Regions from separate parts of the Homo sapiens genome. Here region 2 is linked to region 1. A link is an interaction called in ENCODE POLR2A ChIA-PET data of the cell type or tissue named here. Cell type or tissue: OCI-LY7. All regions are shown on one strand. Each heading gives the region's core, and the rest is flanking DNA. Links, peaks and the distances in the headings are about the cores only.

The links. ChIA-PET counts read pairs that join two places held together with the same protein. Peaks named below come from ENCODE experiments on the same cell type or tissue, not always from the same donor. Only the 100,000 strongest peaks of a DNase experiment are listed, where the experiment ranks them.
Region 2: POLR2A ChIA-PET joins it to region 1 with 8 read pairs; 7 of 35 experiments call an interaction of 5 or more read pairs at or near these places.

What each region holds. Positions count from the first base shown.
Region 1 is chr22:50,099,289-50,103,673 of GRCh38, forward strand. MOV10L1 (Mov10 like RNA helicase 1) reads left to right here. Exons shown (of 27, transcript NM_018995.3): 3 at 155-314. Among named protein-coding and RNA genes, the nearest start is that of MOV10L1, 11 kb to the left of the region's middle. In OCI-LY7, for the core only: CTCF peaks have their summits at 3,840 and 4,041; DNase peaks (open chromatin) are centred at 2,274, 2,733, 3,043 and 3,863; H3K4me3 peaks cover 1,040 bases; H3K27ac peaks cover 2,862 bases.
Region 2 is chr22:50,155,140-50,159,524 of GRCh38, forward strand. MOV10L1 (Mov10 like RNA helicase 1) reads left to right here. Exons shown (of 27, transcript NM_018995.3): 23 at 2,918-3,067. Among named protein-coding and RNA genes, the nearest start is that of PANX2, 13 kb to the right of the region's middle. In OCI-LY7, for the core only: no CTCF peak of the experiment used is centred there; no DNase peak of the experiment used is centred there.

The DNA of each region.
Region 1 (4,385 bases), core at 244-4,243:
ATACCAGGAAGAAGGCCCTCACCAGACCCGGAATCTGCCAGGGCCTTGATCTTGGACTTGCAGCCCTAATGGTCTCAGACAGGCATGCCAGCCTGTAGTTTGCTTTTCTTGTAGTTCTCGTATTATGGTTTAGAGCGGTGTGTTTGTTTTACAGGTAGAAGCTGTCTCTGATAAGTGGGAAGACGACAGCAGAAACCATGGGAGTCCCTCAGACTGCGGCCCCCGAGTGTTGATTGGCTGTGTGACTTCCCTGGTGGAGGGCGCAGGCTGTATCAGTCAGACCACCTACTTCTCTCTGGAGAGTGTGTGCGAAGGTATGCTCAGGGGTCTGTGTTCCACATTGAAAATTAGGTTTTGTCTTTTAAAGAATTGTTATGGACCAGGCACGGTGGCTCATGCCTATAATCCCAGCACTTTGTCAGGCTGAGACAGGAGGATCGCTTGAGCCCAGGAGTTGGAGGCTGCAGTGAGCTATGATCCAGCCACTACACTCCAGCCTGGGTGACAGAACACAACCCTGTGTCTATATTTGTGATGGCTACACACAACATTGAAGGGATCAGTTTTGGGCATGCTTTGTTTGTTGAGAGGGTTTCGGGATTAGAGTAGCTTCTCCAGGTGCTGGCTTCACACAGAGGCTCTTGGATATTGAGTGGACTATGGGAGAGGGCACCAGGTCACTGTTTTGTTTTTTTTGTTTTTGTTTTTGTTTTTGTTTTTCGAGATGGAGTCTCACTCTGTTGCCCAGGCTGGAGTGCAGTGGTATGATCTCAGCTCACTGCAACCTCTGCTTCCTGGGTTTGATTGATTCTCCTGCCTCAGCCTCCTGAGTAGCTGGGATTACAGGTGTGCACCACCATGCCCAGCTAATTTTTTGTATTTTTAGTAAAGATGGGGTTTCATCAGGTTGGCCGGGCTGGTCTCGAACTCTTGACCTTAGGTGATCCACCTGCCTCGGCCTCCTAAAGTGCTGGGATTACAGGCATGAGCCACCACACCCAGCCAGGTCACTGTTTAAACTTGTGCTTTTATGTGTTTTGTGTTCATTTGTTAAATGCAGTCAGTAATTTCTGGGTAGTTGTTGCTTCCATATAATTATAGTGTTATGATCTAAGTTAGTGTTACTGGCATGCTGAGGTACTATTTAAAGTACTTTAGATGTTTTAAAATAGGGCTTGGGGATGACATTGTACGTTTCCTAAAGTATATATCCTTTTTCTTTCTTTCTTTCTTTCTTTTTTTTGAGATGGAGTCTCACCCTGTCGCCCAGGCTGGAGTGCAGTGGCACGATCTCAGCTTACTGCAACCTCCGCCTCCTGGGTTCAGGCGATTCTCCTGCCTCAGCCTCCTGAGACTACAGGTGCCCACCACCACAGCAGGCTAACTTTTTGTGTCTTTAGTAGAGACAGGGTTTCACCATGTTGGCCAGTCTGGTCTTGAACTCCTGACCTTGTGATCTGCCCGCCTTGGCCTCCCAAAGTGCTGGGATTACAGGCGTGAGCCACCACTCCCGGCTTTATATATCCATTTTTTATTGCATTTGTTTTTGGCTGATCAAAGGATTTGTTTTTATACCTAAAGAAAGAATATGTCGATGTCATTGACTGAGCTGAACTCAGCAGCGGTTTACTCTACTCCTGCTGCCTATGGTGGTGAAGACGGAGCTGGACTCCATACTCAGGTCTGTTTCTTCTTTCCCAGGAGAAACAGACCTGTGCATACATTGTGGTAGGGCAGGAATTGGAAAAGCTGCCTGGGGAAGTGGCTTCTGAGCTGAAGTCCATTTGCACAGCCCACAGCACTGCCTGTTGGAAGATGAATAGAAGTTTTCTGCTTTAAGCTGGGGGGTGGGAGGTCTGGGGGGTAGCTCTGCCCACCAGGAAGCTGCTGTCTCACTCTTTTTCACCTTGGTTTTTATGTGTATGTGTGTTTTTGTTTTTGTTTTGAGACGGAATCTTCCTCTGTTTCCCAGGCTGGAGTACAGTAGCACAATCTTGGCTTACTTCAAGCTCCGCCTTCCAGGTTCATGCCATTCTCCTGCCTCAGCCTCCTGAATAGCTGGGACTACAGGTGCCCGCCACCACACCTGGCTAATTTTTTGTATTTTTAGTAGAGACGGGGTTTCAATGTGTTAGCCAGGATGGTCTCGATCTCCTGACCTTGTGATCCACCTGCCAAAGTGCTGGGATTACAGGCATGAGCCACTGCGCCTGACCTTTTGTGGGTTTTGTTTTTTTTTTCTTTGTTTGAGACAGAGTTTCGCTCTTGTTGCCCAGGCTCGAGTGCAGTGGTGGCTCACTGTAACCTCCACCTCCTGGATTCAAGCAATTCTCTTGCCTCAGCTTCCTGAGTAGCTGGGACTACAGCTGTGTGCCACCACACCTGGCTAATTTTTGTATTTTTAGTAGACACGGGGTTTCGCCATGTTGGTCAGGCTGGTCTCGAACTCTTGACCTCAGGTGATTCACCCACCTCGGCCTCCCAAAGTGCTGGGATTATAGGCATGAACCACTGTGCCCAGCCTTGACCTTGGTTGTTAACCCTGGGATCCCCAAGATGAAATTGATAGGTGTCTATTGGGATTTTAGAATCTCTGTGCTGCCAGAGAAACGCTCAGTTCTGGGGAAAGGCGCCTATAATCATGGAGGCCCCTCAACCCTGCTAACAGGAAGCCCCTCTCAGGGGTGTCGCCAGGAAATGGCTCAAGAGGAAGAAAACCAGAAATGTTTGATGTTGCAGATGTTGATGGGGCAGAGAAGAGAAGGTGTCCCCTGAGTAATAAAGATGGGCAGGGATCCGGAGCCCAGGCCAAGGGATTTCCCAGTATAAAAAACCTCAAGTGAGGCAAAGTCAGGTCCTCTTGAGGCTGAGAGAGTCACACTCAGACATGTCAGAATTGCTGTGAACACAATCACAAAACCTAAGGACCACAGCAAAAGAACTTTTTTGAAAGAGAAAATACAATGTGCAAAAAGGCTGATACAGAGTATCTAATGAGATCAGCAAACCGGTCAAGCACCGTCTCCTTCAAAGCTCCTCCCCACAGGATGGTCGTACCACGTAGCTGAAAGCAGACATAGCTGTACATGAGCAAAAGGTGCGGCTGTGTCCTCATAAAACTTTATTTATAACTTCTGACCTAAAGGTGGCAAAAGGAAGAATTATGCTAAATTTTTCATTTGCTTGTGGGAGAGTCAGAAGATGCTGTTTCCTTCTTGACGTTAATTCAACAAATTATTAGAGTGCTTGCTGTGCTAGACACTGCTTCAGAGAATTCGCATTTTGAGAGAACAGACAGTAAGCAAGTGAACAAAGAAAATAATTAGCATCAGGCCTGGCACAGTGGCTCACACCTGTCATCCCAGCACTTTGGGAGGCTGAGGCGGGCGGATCACCTGAGGTTGGGAGTTGGAGACCAGCCTGACCAACATGGAGAAACCCCGTCTCTACTAAAAATACAAAATTAGCTGGGCGTGGTGGTGCATGCCTGTAATCCCAGCTACTCTGGAGGCTAAGGCAGGAGAATCGCTTGAACCTGGGAGGCAGAGGTTGCGGTGAGCCAAGATCACACCACTGCACTCCAGCCTGGGCGACAGAGCAAAACTCCTTCTCAAAAAAAAAAAGAAAAAGTAATTAACATCTTCTGCTCTGCAGCAACTGTCCAGGGTCGTGTCAGAGGACTAGAGTGGGTGGTTTGGAGTTCCTTCCTGCGTGTAGCCTTGAGGCTAGGGCAGAGCTGAGCGGGTCACAGGTGTGGCGGGAGGAGGGTCCAGGTAATGCCAGCCGGCCTGGGTCAGGTTCTGTCCTAAACACAACCCTCTGAGGTTACCTAGGTGAGGTCTGACACACGAGGGCAGCAGAGGGGAACACGTGGTTGTAGCGTGGGAGGGAGCAAATGTGGACAGCGTGCTGGGGCACGTGACTGGAGGAAGAGACCGTGCTTGTGCATGTTTGAACAGCACTGTCCCCCAGCCCTGGCCTGCTCCTGAGGTTTGTAGACAACACATGTGAGATGGGAATTCTTAACATCAGTGGTGGGGCTCAGGTTGTTTTATACACGAATGTCTGGTAAACCCTCTGCCATTTGGATGAAGGCAGCTAAAATTGAATTGGACATTTAGCTGAAGCACAGTTTCTCATCCTCAGCGCTCCAACATCTAGGCTGAAGCACTCTCTGTGGTGGGGCTTGTCTTGGGCACTGGAGGCTGTTTAGCTGCATCCTACCCTGGCCATGTTATGACAACCTAGAGCATGTCCAGATGCCATCAAATGGCCCCTGAGGACAGAATAGCCCCCAGGTAGGATCCACTGGCCTGAAGGTGGGGTCTGAGCTGCGAGCATGTGGTGGCTCTGTCCCGGCCCTCTTCATTCCCAGTTGAGCACTG
Region 2 (4,385 bases), core at 104-4,103, 56 kb after region 1:
TTTTAAGTTTCTTCAGTCACTTATTATTTACAATAAATGAGTAAGTTAATGGTTTAACAACAACAGCAAAATTAATTCTTACTGCTTTATCTGGTGGTCACTTTTTTGGGGGTTGTTTTGTGGGTTTTTTTTTTTTTTTGAGACAGAGTTTTGCTCTTTCACCCCAGCTGGGGTGCAGTGGCGCCATCTCGGCTCACTGCAACCTCCGCCTTCCAGGTTCAAGCGATTCTCGTGCCTCAGCCTCCCAAGTAGCTGGGACTACAGGCGCCTGCCACCACGTCCAACTAATTTTCGTATTTTTACTGCTTTATCTGGTGGTGACTTTTTGGGGTTTTTGTTTATCTGTTTTGTTTTGAGACAGGGTTTTGTTCTGTCACCCTGGCTGGAGTGCAGTGGTGCAATCTTGGCTCACTGCAACTTCTGCCTCCCAGTTTCAAGCAATTCTCATGCTTCAGACTCCCAAGGATCTGGGACCACAGGTGCCTGCCACCACGTCCGGCTAATTTTTGTATTTTTAGTAGAGACGGGGTTTCACCATGTTGGCCCAGCTGGTCTCGAACTCCTGACGTCATGATCTGCCCGCCTTGGCCTCCCAAAGTACTGGGATTACAGGCGTGAGCCACCGCACCCCGCCTGGTGGTCACTTTTTTAAATTCTAGGGCCGGATGTGGGAGGCCAAGGCAGGCAGATTGCTTGAGCCCAGGAGTTCAAGAACGGCCAGGACAACATAGCAAGACCCTGTCTCTACAAAAAATACAAAAATTATCCGGTCATGGTGGTGCACACTTGTGGTCCCAGCTACTCAGGAGGCTGAGGTGGGAGGATCACCTGAGCCTGGAGAGGTTGAGGTTGCAGTGAACTGTGATCATGCCCTGGCACTTTAGTCTGGGCGACAGAGTGAAACCCTGTCTCATTCATTCATTCATTCATTCATTCATAAATAAATGTACACATAATATAAAATTTGTCATGTTAAAAACTTTTTTTTTTTTTTAGACAGTTGTCTCACTCTGTCACCCAGGCTGGAGTACAGTGGCATGATCTTGGCTCACTGCAACCTCCGCCTCCCATGTTCAAGCAGTTCTTATGCCTCAGCCTCCCAAGCAGCTGGGACTACAGGCATGCCCCACCACGCCCAGCTAATTTTTGTATTTTTAGTAGAGACGGGGTTTCACCATGTTGGCCAGGCTGGTCTCGAACTCTTGACCTCAAGTGATCTGCCCACCTCGGCCTCCCAAAGTGCTGGGATTACAGGCGTGAGCCACCACGCCTGGACTCCATTTTTAAGTGTAAAGTTTAATAGTGTTAAGTATATTCACATTGTTTTGCAGTCTCCAGAACTTTTATCTTGCAGTATTAAAATTCTATACCCATGAAACAGTAACTTTCTTCCCTGCAGTGCCTAGCAGCCACCATTCTACTTTCTGACTGTATGAATTCAGGTGTTCTAGGTACTTCATACAAGTGGAATTAATCATGGAGTGTTTGTCCTTCTGTGACCGGCTTATTGCACTGAGCATCATGTCCTCAAGGTTCATCCATGTTGTGGTGTGTGTCAGAATTTCCTCCCTTTTGGGGGCTGAGTAGCATTGTATTGTGTGTATACACCATACTTGGCGTATCAGTTCATCTATCAGTGGACACTTGGGCTGCAGACATTTGACTATTGTAAGTAGTGCTGCTACAACGGGTGTACAGATATCTATTTGAGACCCTGCTTTCAGTCGTCATGGGTACATACCCGGAAGTGGAATTGTTGGTAATTCTAGTCTTAATTTTTTGAGAAACCATCATCTTGCTTTCCACAGTAACTGCAGCATTCCACACCCCACCAACAGTGCCGCAGGGTTCCAGTTTCCCCACATCCTCACCACCACTTATTTTCTGGGTTGTTTTATAGTAGCCATCTTAGTGGGAGTGAGGTGTAGCTCACTGTAGTTTTGATTTGCATTTCCCTAATGATTTGTGACATTGAGCAGCTTTTCATGTACCTGTTGGCCATTTGTATGTCTCCTTTGGAGAATTCAGGTCCTTTGCCCATATTTAATTGGGTCGCTTTTTGTCAGTGAATTTAAGACTTCCTCGTAGTTTTGGATATTAACTTCTTATATACTATTTGCAAAGGTTTTCTCCCCCCTCCGCAGACTATCTTTTCACGTTGTTGATTGCGTCCGTTGATGCCCAGACATTTTCCATTTGGATGTAGTCCAGCATATCCCTTTTAGTTATTGCCAGTGGCTTTGGTGTCGTATCCAAGAAGTCATTGCCAAACCTAATGTCGTGGGGCTTTTTCCCTGTTTTCCTCCAAGAATTTTATGGATTTAGGTCTTGGGTTTAAATCTTCGATCCACCTTGAGTTTCTGTTTCCAGGTGGTGTCAGGTGAGGGTCCGTCTTCATCCTTTCCGTGTGGCTCTCTAGTTTTTCCAGCAGCGTTGGTTGAAAAACTGTCCTGGCACCCTTGTCAGAAGTCATCTGGCCGTATATTCGAGGGTTTATTTCTAAGTTCTCCGTTCTACCCTGTTGATCTATATGTCTGTCTTTTATGTCAGTATATCTCATTAATGTTTTCTAAGGAAGAGTATTTTCAAGATGAGAAGTAGCTATATCAAAGGTCTAATATCAAAAAAAAAAAAAAAAAAAAGATCAGAAATACCAGCCAGCCCTCCACTCCGGGGCTCAGACCTGAGTGGCGGACTCCTGTGACCCGTCCTCCTCTGTAGCGTTTAGCATGACTGTGAGCCATTTCATCATTTAACATATGCCATCTGCCCTGCTCACATGTAAGTTCTGCACGAGAGCAGGGATTTATTCTGTCATATTCAGTGTGTATTCCCAGCACCGACTTCAGCTCCTGGATTGTAGCCTTCTGGTGAATATTCATGAAGTAAAGTAGGTTTTCTCTCCTCATCAACCCAGGGCAGCGAGGCACGGGAGGGAAAAAGCCCATCGTGGTTCAACCCGGCCGAGGCCGTCCAGGTCCTGCGCTACTGCTGCCTCCTGGCCCACAGCATCTCCAGTCAGGTGTCTGCCAGCGACATTGGCGTCATCACGCCCTACCGGAAGCAGGTACGCCCTGCCCAGGCACGCCTGGTTCTGTGAGGTCCCTGCAGCCCTGCTCCTTGGCTCCTGCAGCTCCACAGAGGCAGGAACAAGCTCCTTGTGAGCAGCAGCAGGTTTTTAAAGGGGCAGGACCGCACTTGAATGTCGTTCAACATGAGAGGTCACCCAACTGCCATCCATGGGCCAGTTCCGGGCAGCTGCCAGCTTTTCTACGGCCAGAGCCTCGAACAGTTTTTACATTTCTAAATGGTTACATTTATATGTCCCTTGATATTTGGCCCTTTGGGAAAACATTTGCCAACCCCCAGCTCTAACCCAGTGTTTCTCAAAGGGGGCACTTTGGGTATATTTGAATGGGACGCTTCTCATTTCGTATGACTCTGTGATGTGATTATAGGAGAGTTAGCGTCCCCAGGCCCCAGGGGCTGGTCCCAGGAAGCATCTCCACACGTTCACAGTGGCTCTGGAGCTCTGGTGGGGACACAGGTGCCTCCCATGCCGAACACCAGGTTTCATTCATGAAGCATGTGTCCCTGTGGTGTTCACACCACCAAGCAGAACTTGGAAAGAACCCCCAAAATACAGAAGAAAAGGTGAGTCCCCTAGGCCATCACAGTAACAGATCACCTGTACCGCGCGTGTGCTGACCGCAGAGCCCGTCAAAGATGTTATGTTTCCTTTTTTCTGACCTCGGGGACTCGAGAGGTGAGTGCTTAGTTCTCCCAGAGGTACAGAGATTACGAAGGCTTATGGAGACAAGTAAGTTGCCAGACATCACACAGCCAGTGTCCTGGTGTCTTAACCTCAGCTTGTAGGTGCCATCCTGCTGAGACATCCAGCTTAGAGCTGCCATCCTCAGCTCTAAGCATCAGACATGCATCTCGTTTCTCCTGAAGGATTTCCTCCATCCTTGATATGTGCTTGTGGGGAGGGAGGATTTTCCACATGAAACTTGGCTTTCCTAGTAAGCATTGTCCCCCGTCCCCAGTTTAACTAAAACTGCAATTTGTGTTCTAATCAATTCAGATTAGAAGAAAGCAATAAAGAATTAAAAAACAATATTGCACCTTGGCCAATATTTGGTTTATGCTGTGATGTGTAAAGAGATGGATTTGTACATGTCGGGCGTGGTGGCTCACGCCTGTAATCCCAGCACTTTGGGAGGCCGAGGTAGGCGGATCACAAGGTCAGGAGTTCAAGACCAGCCTGGCCAATATGGTGAAACCCTCTCTCTACTAAAAAATACAAAAAATTACCCGGGTGTGGTGGCATGCACCCATAATCCCAGCTGCTCAGGAGGCTGAGGCAGGAGAATTGCTTGAAC